Regions from separate parts of the Homo sapiens genome. Here region 2 is linked to region 1. A link is a loop called in an ENCODE intact Hi-C map of the cell type or tissue named here. Cell type or tissue: B cell. All regions are shown on one strand. Links, peaks and the distances in the headings refer to the core of each region. The heading gives the core; the rest is flanking DNA.

Region 1 (6,112 bases), core at 2,438-4,937:
TCCTTACTGCTCTGCAATTCCTGCCACAGGTGACGCTTCTTTCTACCCTCCACATCACTCTTTTTGAAGGTGCCACAGATTCCAGCCCCAGGGTCAGCCTAGACAAAATAAGGAGGATTGACTGTGGTCTGGAGCTGGATCAGGGTATTCCTGGGTTCCTAATACAATATCATCTTTTTAAAACAAGGTATTGCACAGTGTGTGAACAAGCATGGAAAATAACCCGTGTACTCAACACCCAGCTCATTAAGTCTAAGCAGTTTGTCATTTTTGCTCCAGATTTTTTAAGTGAAAATATTTCAGATACAGCTGTAGCCCTTTATATACCCTTCCAGTGATGAACCTACAGGCTGCTTCCAATTTTTCCTACTACAAATAAGGTTACAATTAACACAAATACAGATGAGAGCTCCCCTGGAGTCTATACTGTAAAGTTAAATTTCTTTGTCCTAGGGAATGCACATTTTTAAATTCACTGGATATCATCACATTGCTGTCCTGTTTATAAAAACTTACATTTGTGTTTGACAGTGGTTGATAGTTATCATTTCTCTACATCTTCACCAATAGCTGGTATTATCAGACTTTATTGCCAGACTGGTGGGTGTGAGATGGTATCAGATTGTTTGATTAGCTGTGAGGCTGAGCATGCTTTAAATGTTTAAATGTCTTCTGTGTCTTGCCTGTTCATATCCTTTGCCCAATTTTTTATTGGGTTGTCTGCACATTCCTTATTAAGTTATAGGCATTTGATATGCTGTATGTTTCTTATATCCTATATTTTATGTTCCACATTTTTATATGTTCTTCTTTTTTATTTTTGAGACAAGATCTCATTCTGTTGCCCAGGCTAGTGTGCAGTAGTGCAATCTCGGATCTTTGCAGCCTCGGCCTCTTGGGCTCAGGTGATCCTCTCAACTCAATCTCCCAGGTAGCTGTGACTACAGGCTTGCACCACCATGCTCAGCTAATTTTTGTATTTTTTTGTAAGATGGGCTTTCGCCATGTTGCCCAGGCTGATCTCAAACTCCTGAGCTCAAGCAGTCCTCCCACCTCGGCCTCCCAGAGTGCTGGGATTATAGGTGTGAGACACCACATCCATTTTTCTATGTTCTATGTACAAATAGTCCCTGACTTACACTTAGGATTGTTTGACTTACAATTGTTCAACTTTACAATAGTAGAGAGCGATATGCATTTAGTAGAAACTGTACTTTGCATTTTGAATTTTGATCTTTTTCCAGACTAGCAATACGCAGTACAATACTTTCTCATAACGCTCCACAGTATTTCATAAATTCCATGAGATTTTTCAATACTTTATTATAAAATAGGCTTTGTGTTAGATGACTATTGCCCAACTATAGGCTCGGGTGGTTGTTCTGAGCATGTTTAAGGTAGGCTAGGCTAAGCTATGATGTTCCATAGGTTAGATATATTAAATGCCTTTTCCATTTATATTTTCAACTTACAATGAATTTATCAGGACATAATCCCTTCGTAAATCAAGGAGCATCTGTACTAATAATTCACTATTTTATGCTTTGCAGGTGTCTTTTCAAAGTCTGTGGCTTGTATTTTGATGTAGTTTATAATGTCTTCTATTATACAGAACTTTGATCTGGTCAAAATTATCAATATTTTCTCTTATGATTTGTGCTTTTTTTGTGTACCTTAAAAACTGGAAAATCTTCCTCATATTTCTTCTGGAAGCTTTATTTTTTTTCACAGTGGAATTTTTTGTGAATAGAGTGAGATAAAAATGTAATTTTATGACCGGCCCGGAGGCTCACGCCTGTAATCCAAGCACTTTGGGAGGCCGAGGTGGGTGAATCACTTGAGGTCAGGAGTTCGAGATCAGCCTGGCCAACAGGGTGAAACCCCATCTCTATACAAAAAATTAGTGGGGGCATGGTGGGGCTCACCTACCAGCTACTCGAGAGGCTGAGCCGGGAGAATCACTTGAACCTGGGAGGTGGAGGTTGCAGTGAGCCAAGACCGCACCACTGCACTCCAGCCTGAGCAACAGAGTGTTCTTATTTTTATAATTTATAATTATAAAATTTATAATTTAAAAAATTATATATATAAAATTTTATTTTTTCATATAAATAATTAGTTGTCCTAGCACTGCTTATTGGATATTTCATCCTCTACTCTCTACTAATCTGTAATGCCAGCCAGACCATCTTAATACATCAAATTATAATCCAGCATTCTTTCTAACATAGCATATATAAGTGGTATTATAAATCAATGAGAAAAAGATGACATCCTAGTCAAAAAAAATGCTCAAAGCACATAAACAAAAAATTCACAAGACAAGATATGCAAATGGTAATAACTATATGAAGAAATAGCCTCATTTAATTAGTAAAGAACAGTAATTTAAAGCCACAAGATACAAACATTCATTTGCCAAACAGTCAGAGGTTCTACCTGGCATCACTGCCAGTGGAAGAGTAACTGATAAGGTTTTGGGAGGGTATTTTGGCAATTTAGCAGCCTTTACATGAACATATGCTTTCCACTTTTAGAAATTCTACTGCCAGGATTTTATACCTACACTTATAGAAATTATATGTCCACTTCTAATAATTTATTGTAAGGAAATAATTAAGAGTATACACAAATATATGCCATAAGCATGTGATTTTAATTATAAAACCCAAAACAACCTAAATTTTCAAATAAGGGATTGGTTATAATAATGTTGCATGGTATATCATTAAAACACATAAAAAGCAGTTTTTAGATTGGTGATTTTCAACTGGTGATTTTTGTAGCAGAGCCCTGTTTTGCAAATAAACGCGCATGTGAAACCCCAATGTGTGAAAGAGATGGATGTGAGGATGCTCCTGGTGAAGGAGTCAGGCAACCCCATCACCCACCTCCTTCAACATCTTTAGGAGGGTGCTAAAAAGAAGACTGTAAAACGCTCCACGGAACCCTGAAGACAGCACTAACACCAAGTATATTTACCATGTATTGTTAAATGAAACAATTTGCTTTTAAAAAAAAAAGAATTGATTCATCTTTTAAATGTACATATGAAGAGAGAATAAATGAATATATTCCAACAGTCTGGACACCAGTGTATTCACAGAAGGGTATGGAATTATGGGGATTCCACCCTTCTTTTCTGCTTCAATGTATAAATTGCAGTGCTTTTATAATAAAGTGAAAAGCAATGGGAAATGAGATGAAACAAAGAGGCATTAATTCAGACCAGAGCACAGAGAAGAAGGAAAAGGGAATATATAGCTATTGCCAAAATAGTGACATACAGCAAACAACCACAAAAATCGACATGGCACAGATACAGCAATAAACACATTTCTCAGTCATCTGTGGGTCTACTGGCTTCATCTTGTTGATCTCTAGGTCAGCTGGAGTGGCTTTGTCCCACATGTCTTCATTTCAGGTACCAAGTAGAAGGAACCGAAACCACCCAGGGAAAGCCCCCAGGCAAGGGCAGAAACCCAGGAGGCCAGCAGAAGCCTGCAGGGTCTTACAAGGGGCAGGCTGAGAACGGGAACCCTCTCACTTTGCCCCATTCTAGTGGCCAAAGCAAGTCACAAGACCAAACCGAAACTCAATGGGCAGGGAAATACAGTCCGCCCAAGATGAGCAATGGCATGGGTATGAATGGAGGACAGGAAAGAATTGGAGTTAATCCTTCAATCCCTCACAGTATGGAGGGCAGGGTCTGTTGACAAGCAGCAAGAGGTACCCAGGAAGGCAGGGCCTGGCTGTCCCCACCAGCACCCCAGACACCCACCTCAGCCCAAAGAATGGCTCAGAGCCACGCTTTCTAGGCCATGAAAGGAGAGGGGCCCTTTCCCTCGTGACCCCAGAGCAGATGGCAGAATACAGTCTAGGAGGAAGTTCCAGGAGGAACATGAGAAACCTCACAAGCCTCGTGCAGTTTAGTTTCTGATAACCACTTCTCTTTCTTTGTCTCATGTTTCCCTTCCTTCGTGAAGTTCCTAGAAAGTGTAAATTTTTCCTTACCTTTAATTTTTTCTTTAATTTTTCTTTACCTTTTTTTTAAGTTGCCATCTAATCTGCCCTTGAAATGCTCTATTCTGTGCCAGTTGTCCATTTCAAGATGGAGTCACTTGTTTCAAACCCAAGCAAAGTAGAGTCAGGAGCCTAAGAAGGGAGGGTCCTCATGCACATGCGCCTACAATAACAACGATTACAGCCAAACACAGTGGCTCACACCTATGGTCCCAGCTACTTGTGAGGCTGAGGCGGGAGGATCACTGGAGCCCAGGAGTTGAGCCCAGGCTACAGTAAACTATGATCACGTTGCTGCACTCCAGCCTGGGCAACAAGGCAAGACCCCATTTCTAAAAAGAAAAGGAAAAAAAAGGACTATTACAAAGACTCTCTGAAGGCTGTGACACACATATGCCTGTAATAAGGACTATTTCCAAGGGCCTTCCCAACTGCAGCCTGCCACAGGAGTCACTGGACGGCCGGCCACATGTTGGAGCACTCTCACCTCACATGCCATCTCCACTAAGAATCTGACCTCAACTCCTGTGCCCAAGTAACCAATGTTCTCTTTGTTCAAAAACAACTCAACAACTCCTGTGCACTCCTCCTTTTGCCTTTATTTTTTTGAGACCAAGTTTCGCTCTTATTGCCGAGGCTAGAGTGCAATGGTACGATCTTGACTCATTGCAACCTCTGCCTCCCAAGTTCAAGCGATTCTCCTGCCTCAGCCTCCCAGGTAGCTGGGATTACAGGCATGTGCCATCATGCCCAGCTAATTTTGTATTTTCAGTAGAAATGGGGTTTCACCATGTTTATCATGCTGGTCTTGAACTCCGGACCTCAAGTGATCCACCCGACTCAGCCTCCCAAAGTGCTGGGATTATAGGCGTGAGTCACCACACCCAGTCTTCCTTGTGCCCTTAAAAGCTTCCCCTTGCCTCAGCCTCCTGGATGCGCCCATGGCTGCTGTGGCACGGGCACTCCGCATCACAATCATGCTGCTCATTTCCAAATAAATTCATCATCTTTGGAGAATCGCTTCTGTTTGTTATTTAGGTTGATAATTCTTCAAAAAAAAAAGTCTATGACTTCAGTGACAAAGAGGGAAGCTGGGAGGTCGGGAGGAAGGTGTGTTAGGAAGAATGTGTCTGACTCTGTGGTTAGTTGGGGTGGGGACCCTTCAGCCTCCTGAGTAGGAGCGGCAGGCCTGGGAACAGGGGAGTCTCCTTCCTAGGTCCTATTGCCTAGGCCCACATGATGCCTACCTGAGGCATATGCACAAAGAAAAAGTCCTTAAAATTTTGTTTTTCTCTAGAACAACCTACAGTCCTAGGGACAGACACACCATCCTCCTAAGTCCTATCACACCCTGGAAAATTGTAACAAAAAGGTGACAGTCTCCTTGGGGCATTGCCTGCAGCCTTAGCTAGGGGCCATCCTAGTTATCTCAATTACTCATCCAATTTGTGATCAGCCCTAAGTTCTGGCTCACTCTAGCTCTCTCCTTCGACTTCCTCATCTCCCAAATGGAAGTGACTACCCCGACCTACCAGGCTGTTGTGGGAACCGAACGATGTGGCAGAGAGTCCAGCTCAGCTTCCTACCGTTCCACGAGGGCCACTGAAAGGCCAGTCCTCTTCAGCCTGCAATGAGAGAGATTGAAAGTGGAAGCAGGTCTAAGCTCACAGAATCAGGAAGAAGGTAGAATGCTGAATACACTTCTTCCTCCAATCCCAAATGCTAGAACTGTGTTTCTATCGAAGTTTTGTCATCGACTTTTTAGAATCAGAAAAATGATTAAGAAACATGAGCTGAGATATGCAGGTTCCTTGAGCAAATAGGATTTTGTACAGCAGACACCTCCTGGTGTCTCATTTCCTGAGATCCCCAAAGTGAGAGATAAGAAAGCTGTGGCCGCAGCAGAGACTTGAAACAGTGACCAGAGACCAACTCTTCCACAGGAAGGTGTCTGCACAGAAGACTCACAGGGGCAGCTGACAAAGATCTGTCTATAGCCTGGTCCACAATAAAGATCAGGGGTTGGACAGGGTGAGACACCCAACACGGTGGCTGGAGCCACCCCCTGTAACTATCAACAAACTTGCAG
Region 2 (6,112 bases), core at 1,932-4,431, 910 kb before region 1:
GAGCTGTGAAGGGCTGTCTTAGATCAAGCTAAGAAATGTGGACTTCATTCTCGAGGCCACAGGAACGCACTGGAAACCAGTGGGCTACAGTGCTTGTATGGATGGCTGCAGTAGCTAACTGGTCTCCCCAAGTCAACTCATGCCACCTTCAAATACATTCCCCTACTGCGTGACCTTTCTAAAACACAAACAGAATTGTGTATCACTCCGCAGCACAGATGTCTTCCCATGTATCTTAGGAGAAATGTACTAACACTGAGGAAGGTCATCTAGTTTCTCGTTTCCCAACAGCTGCGCTACTGACATCTGGGACTGGACAAGTCTTTGTTGTGGGGCCTGTTCTGGGCATTGCACATTCAGCAGCATCCCTAGCCTCCACCCACTAAATGACAGCAGCACAACCTCCCCCGTCACCAAGTTATAAGCACCACAAATGTCTCCAGACAATGCCAAATGTCTCCTGGGAATTCACAGTGTGGCCTCTGCTTGCCCCTCCATCCTTAAAAAGCACTCCCCTCCCCTCATTCTCCACACACAGCCACACTGGACCTTCCTCAGTTCCTCAAATTCACACCATAGTGCTCTGACATAAGGCTCTCAGTCTGGAACGCACGCCACCATGGCCTCCCCACTGTCCTGACACAGCCTTAGCTCTTCTCCTTCAAGAAGAATTTGCTGGAACTGGCATCTTACACTCAGCACACCTTACATTCCATTCTCTAACATTTTATCTAAGCTGTAATGAGTGTCTTTCTTCCCACTATCATAGAACAGACAGTAAATATTTATTGGAAAAGCTATTTTCTGCTTTACATTTTTATTTTAGTAAACTTCTAAATCACTTTTGGATTATAAATGAAATAAAGCTACAAATTTTTGAAAAGACATTGAGAAAAAAAGGGAAGTCATTATTTCTATATTTGGTTCATTAAAAAATTATGCATACTTTGCCATACATACCTAGTTGTAGTTGCTTCTTATTTATGACAATTTTGATATAATTTTCTTGAAGTCCAAAGGTTTCAGCTATTCTGTAAAATAAAACCAGTGAAAATTGTAGGAAAACAAAATTGCGATTTATTATCCATTAAAAAGACATTAGCCAGGCCCGGTGGCTCACGCCTGTAATCCCAACACCCTGGGAGGCCAAGGTGGGAGGATGGCTTGAGCCCAGGAATTCAAGACCAGCCTGGGCAACAGAGAGATCCTATCTCTACAAAAAATTTTTAAAAATTAGCCAGGCCTGGTAGCCCATGCCTGTGGCCCTAGCTGCTTGGGAGGTTTGGGTAGGAGGATTGCTTGAACCGCGAGTTTGAGGTTGCAATGAGCTATATTTATGCCACTGTGCTTCAGCTTGGGTGACAGAGCAAGATCCTGTCTCTAAAAAATAAATATTTTTTAAAAGAAGGCTTTAATCATGATAGCTCTTTTATCCATTTTATCAGAAACACCCAGGATTTCAACTGACTGACTCACAAACATCACAATAAAGCCATCTTACTAGACGGCTATTTGAAACTGTAGGAGACAAGGTCCTTTTTAAACTTTCCGTTTTACTGCTTGTTTCCTCAGGCAGTGGAGACCACAGTGCTGTAGATCCATGTGAACAGGAAGCCCTAGTTGCACATCCGGAGAAAATCTACCTATACCTTCTGTGGTCTCCCTGGAGAAGCCCATAGCGGGGGCTGATCCACAGGGTCTTCTACGCATGTGTGTTGCATGCCACTTCCTGAATCCACCCCTGACAGCCCTGATGTAGACCAAAGAAGGAAATGAGAAAAATCAGCTGAAGAAATACACCCGCTAGCTAGCCCTGGAGGTGCTCCAAACACCATTTTAAAACATACAAGGAGATGAAATAACCCACCAGATCTCAAAGTTAGGATTTCACTAGTATGTGGCAAACGTGTGTGTGTGTGTGTGTGTTTTACAGATGGGCCAACAGCCTGAAATCAGATAAAACACCGTGCTGAAGGTCATAGCAAGCTATTAATACATTAGGGAAAAAAAATAGTAATTCAAAACTAATGAGCTAGTGAGTACCAGGTGTCTCCTGCTTGTATCACTCACTCATTCACTCAAACATGCACCAAGTGCCTACCATATGATAGGCATGGAGTTCCCACCTGCTCGGAAGTTACACCAGGAAATAGTGCTTGCAAGTCTTGAGTCCTCACTTTGCCACTTACCTACCAGTGACAGCTCTAATAAGTCCTTCAACCTCAAAGCCTCAATTTTCTCTTTTATAAAATGAAGATAATACCTGCCCTACCTATCTTAAGAGGACGCTCACAGAGGATCAAATAAGCCAATGTAAAAAGGCCCAGAGCACCTAGGACACAGAGCACACAGATACTTACTTGGACCTCAGTTCTCTGCCAGTGATGTGCAATCGGGTCTCCAACAAGTTTTTCCTATCCTGTTAAAAATAAGACAAAGTAAAACGTACTTGAATTTAACCCATTTTGGAGAGATTACCCTGTGAAATCAGAAAAGCTGACGGCAGAGGATATAAACTGAGTTCACTGTTAAAAACTAAAATGCTGCCTGCCTAGAAGTCTACTGAACATAACCCAGCACAGGCTGACCCTGTGACCTGCACGTCCTCAAGGGGGCGGCAGCGTGGCACCACCAGGCAGGGCTGCTCAGAGGGGCCGTCTCACACAGCTGGACGTCTTTAACATTTCAGAACATTTCCACCATCCCTCAAAGAAACACCATGGCCTGCACCCCATTCCCTCCCCTTTGCCCCCCAGCCCCTGGCAACCACTAATCCATTTTCTGCTGCTACAGATTTGCCTATTCCGGACATTTCATATAAATGGGATAGTGCAGTACGTGGCCTTTTGTGTCTGGCTTCTTCCCTGAGCATCATGTTTTCAGGTGCACCCACGTTGTGGACGCATCAGCACTTCATTCCTTTGCATTGTGAACAGTTTTCCATCGTATGAATAGACCACATTTATCTATCCCTTCATCTGTTGATGGACATTTGGACTATTTCCATCTCTCAGCTACTGAATAGTGTTGCTATGACCATTCATGTATGAGGTTTTACATATTAATATATATGTGGGCGGCAAGCCACCCAGGTGCCAAGGCAAGAGACCGAGGGCACAAATTGTTCCAGTATAATAAAGAAAATATATAGAATAAGAATAGTTACACTAGAAATAGATTATAGATATGATTATATATGAATATCATTATTAGTTTGTAGTATTACTCTTTATTTCAATATTACAATAATCTTTGTTCTACAATTATAACCTAGGAAAAACCAGGCCACACAGAGATAGGAGCTGAAGGGACACAGTGAGAAGTGACCAGAAGACAAGTGTGAGCCCTCTGTTATGCCCGAACAGGGCCACTAGAGGGCTCCCTCGTCTAGCGGTAACTCCAGTGCCCGGAAAGGCCCTCGTTACTTAGCAGACCTTGGTCTAGCGGTAGCGCCAGTGCCTGGGAAGGCACCTGTTACTTAGCAGACTGGGAAAGGGAGCCTCTCCCTGGGGTAGTTAGAGAAGACTCTGCTCCACCACCTCTTGTGGAAGGCCTGACATTAGTCAGGCCCGCCCACAGCCATCCAGAGGCCTAAACGTCTCCCTGTGACGCTGTGCTTCAGTGGTCCCGCTCCTGTTTCACTTTCATGTTCCGCTCTGTACACCTGGCTCCGCCTTCTAGATAGCAGCAGCAGAAAGTGAAAGTATTAACGTCTTTGATCTTTCTGAGAAGAGCATAGAAGAAATAATGACGTAAGCTGTCCTCTCTCTCCGCCTCGTCTACCTACAAGGGAAAGGCCCCCTGTCCGGTGGACACATGACTCCTGTGACCTTATCAATCATTGGAGATGACTCACAGTCCTTACCCTGCCCCTTCTGCCTTGTATCCAATAAATAACAGCACAGCCAGGCATTCGGGGCCACTACCGGTTTCCGCGTCTAGGTGGTAGTGGTCCTCCGGGCCCAACTGTCTTTTCTTCTATCTCTTTGTCTTGTGTGTTTATTTCTACGATCTCTTGTCTCCGCACATGAGGAGAAAAACCACAGACCCAGTAGGGCTGGAGCCTATGCTCTTATTTCTTCTGAGAGTGCTGGCATCGATCAGTCCCAAGAGGCTCTGGGTGCCTTGCCACAGTGACATTTCTAGATGCAAACTACCTGGCCATGGCAATGAGAGGAGGTGACCCCACCCAGATCTCCTCGGCCCTGCTTGAGAGCACTCAGCGGACTGCCCTCTGACCTCTACTGGAACAGGAAAAGGATGAAGCCTTCTGTGCTGTGTCCTCCTGCACAGGCTTCTAGGAAACTTGGGAATCCTTTATTCCCCATTATTTCTCAACGTTCACACGCTAGAAAGGATCAGAATGTGACATACAGCTCTGTGGCATTTTAGAAGCCCAAGAGGGTCTCTAAAAGCCTACCTTGGGAATGTTCCAGTTTAAGAATTTGTAACATTGACTTTCAAGCTGATAAATTGTTCAATATGTAAAGTCACTTAAAAGAATTCTGACTTTGGATTGTAACTTTCCAAACAACAACAATTTATTTGACCTCATCACTAACTGGACATTAGTGCCTACTCAAATTTAGGGAAATTACTCACTTTTTTTAGTCTTGGTGGTAAAAACACCTCGATTGTAGCAATTCCCGTTGTTCTATAATTGTCATTTCCTGTTCCACGCTCAATTGCCTTGCAACGTATTTCTTCTATTACCTTTTCTACTTCATTTTCACAGCATTCTAGTCTGTCAGAGTACTGCTTAGCAAGGTCCTATCAAGAAAAATCAGAAAATGCAATACTGACTTAAAAAAAAAAAGGCAAAATATAGAAAAGGGCATGAAAGACTCTAAGGCCATCAACTCTGATGAGTGGAGGTCGCCCCGTTACACTGCAGTCCACACTGTGGTTTGACATCTTGAGAGGTGTGGAGTTTAGAGAGGCCAGGAAAAAGTGAAAACACTTATTTGAGACTGGGCGCGGTGGCTCATGCCTGTAATCCCAGCACTTTGGGAGGCCGAGGCAGGCGCATCACTTGAGGTGATGAGTTTGGGACCAGCCTGGCCAACATGGTGAAACCCCATAACTACTTAAATACAAAAATTAGCTGGGCATGGTGGCGTGTGCCTGTAGGCCCAGCTACTTGGGGGGCTGAGGCAGGAGAATCGCTTGAACCCAGGAGGCAGAGGCTGCAGTGAGCCAAGATTGTGCCACTGTACTCCACCCTGGGTGACAGAGCAAGACTCCGCCTCAAAAAAAAAAAAAAAAAAAAAAAAGCAAAAAGCAAAAAACAAAAACATTTATTTGATAAATGTTTTCTACCTACAAATAGTAAAATAATAATAATAATAGAGAATCTTCTAAGGAGAAGAAAAGGGTGGGCTATGACTTATGTGACTGTGATCTATTTAAAAAGTATAATGAACTGTTCAACTCCACTGGAAGGGAAAATGAAAAAAAAACCCAGAAAATATTCCAATTTTTCAAACTTGTGAGAACAAATCAAGTTGGACTTAAACAATTCTCTTAATGAAAATCTGTGAATCATGGGTACTAGTTGTAAAACTATTTGTAAGGGAGAGCTTTAGAATTGAGAAAAAAAAGAAGATTGAAAGGGCTCAAGAAAGGATGGGAACCAGTTATTACTGAGAGCAAAGTCATTATGGTTCCTCCCCAAAAAAATCCAGATGAGTATCTCTAATCTAAAAATCTGAAATCGCCAAAATTCAGCATCTGGAGATGCTCAAAGGAAATGCACACTGAAGTATTTTGAATTTTGAATTTTCAGATTAGGATGCCCAACTAGTAGGTATAAAGCAAACATTCCAAAATCCAAACACACTTCCAGTCCCAAATATTTCAGTTACGGGATACTCCTCTCAATCTGTATCTGCATGTGAGGTTAATGTTTCATTAAACATCTCATAAAACAGTAAACACTTCAAAAAACCCTAAAGGTCAAGGTTTCATTAAATTCATAATGTAATACCATGTAGTACGTAAAAATTATGGTGTAAGCATAAATTTATGACAGAAGAGATGTTCATGATAAAAGTGAAGTTGGAAAACTTTATAGATATGAGTATAGATTGGGCGCGATGGCTCATGCCTGTAA

What was found. Peaks named below come from ENCODE experiments on the same cell type or tissue, not always from the same donor. Only the 100,000 strongest peaks of a DNase experiment are listed, where the experiment ranks them.
Region 2: a loop joins it to region 1, with 6 times the contacts of the local background. A loop is called at or near these places in 1 of 110 quality-filtered maps.

Annotation. Positions count from the first base shown.
Region 1 is chr7:150,433,273-150,439,384 of GRCh38, reverse strand. LINC00996 (long intergenic non-protein coding RNA 996) reads right to left here and starts at 5,731. Exons shown (of 4, transcript NR_034033.1): 1 at 5,556-5,731. RefSeq lists enhancers at 3,300-3,399, 3,620-3,839, 5,491-5,590. In B cell, for the core only: no CTCF peak of the experiment used is centred there; DNase peaks (open chromatin) are centred at 3,494 and 3,834; H3K4me3 peaks cover 670 bases; H3K27ac peaks cover 2,227 bases.
Region 2 is chr7:151,347,731-151,353,842 of GRCh38, reverse strand. NUB1 (negative regulator of ubiquitin like proteins 1) reads right to left here. Exons shown (of 15, transcript NM_001243351.2): 3 at 4,603-4,770; 4 at 2,361-2,419; 5 at 961-1,031. Among named protein-coding and RNA genes, the nearest start is that of NUB1, 9.0 kb to the right of the region's middle. RefSeq lists an enhancer at 3,282-4,161. In B cell, for the core only: CTCF peaks have their summits at 3,154 and 3,354 (motif pointing right); DNase peaks (open chromatin) are centred at 2,612 and 3,732; H3K4me3 peaks cover 1,073 bases; H3K27ac peaks cover 2,403 bases.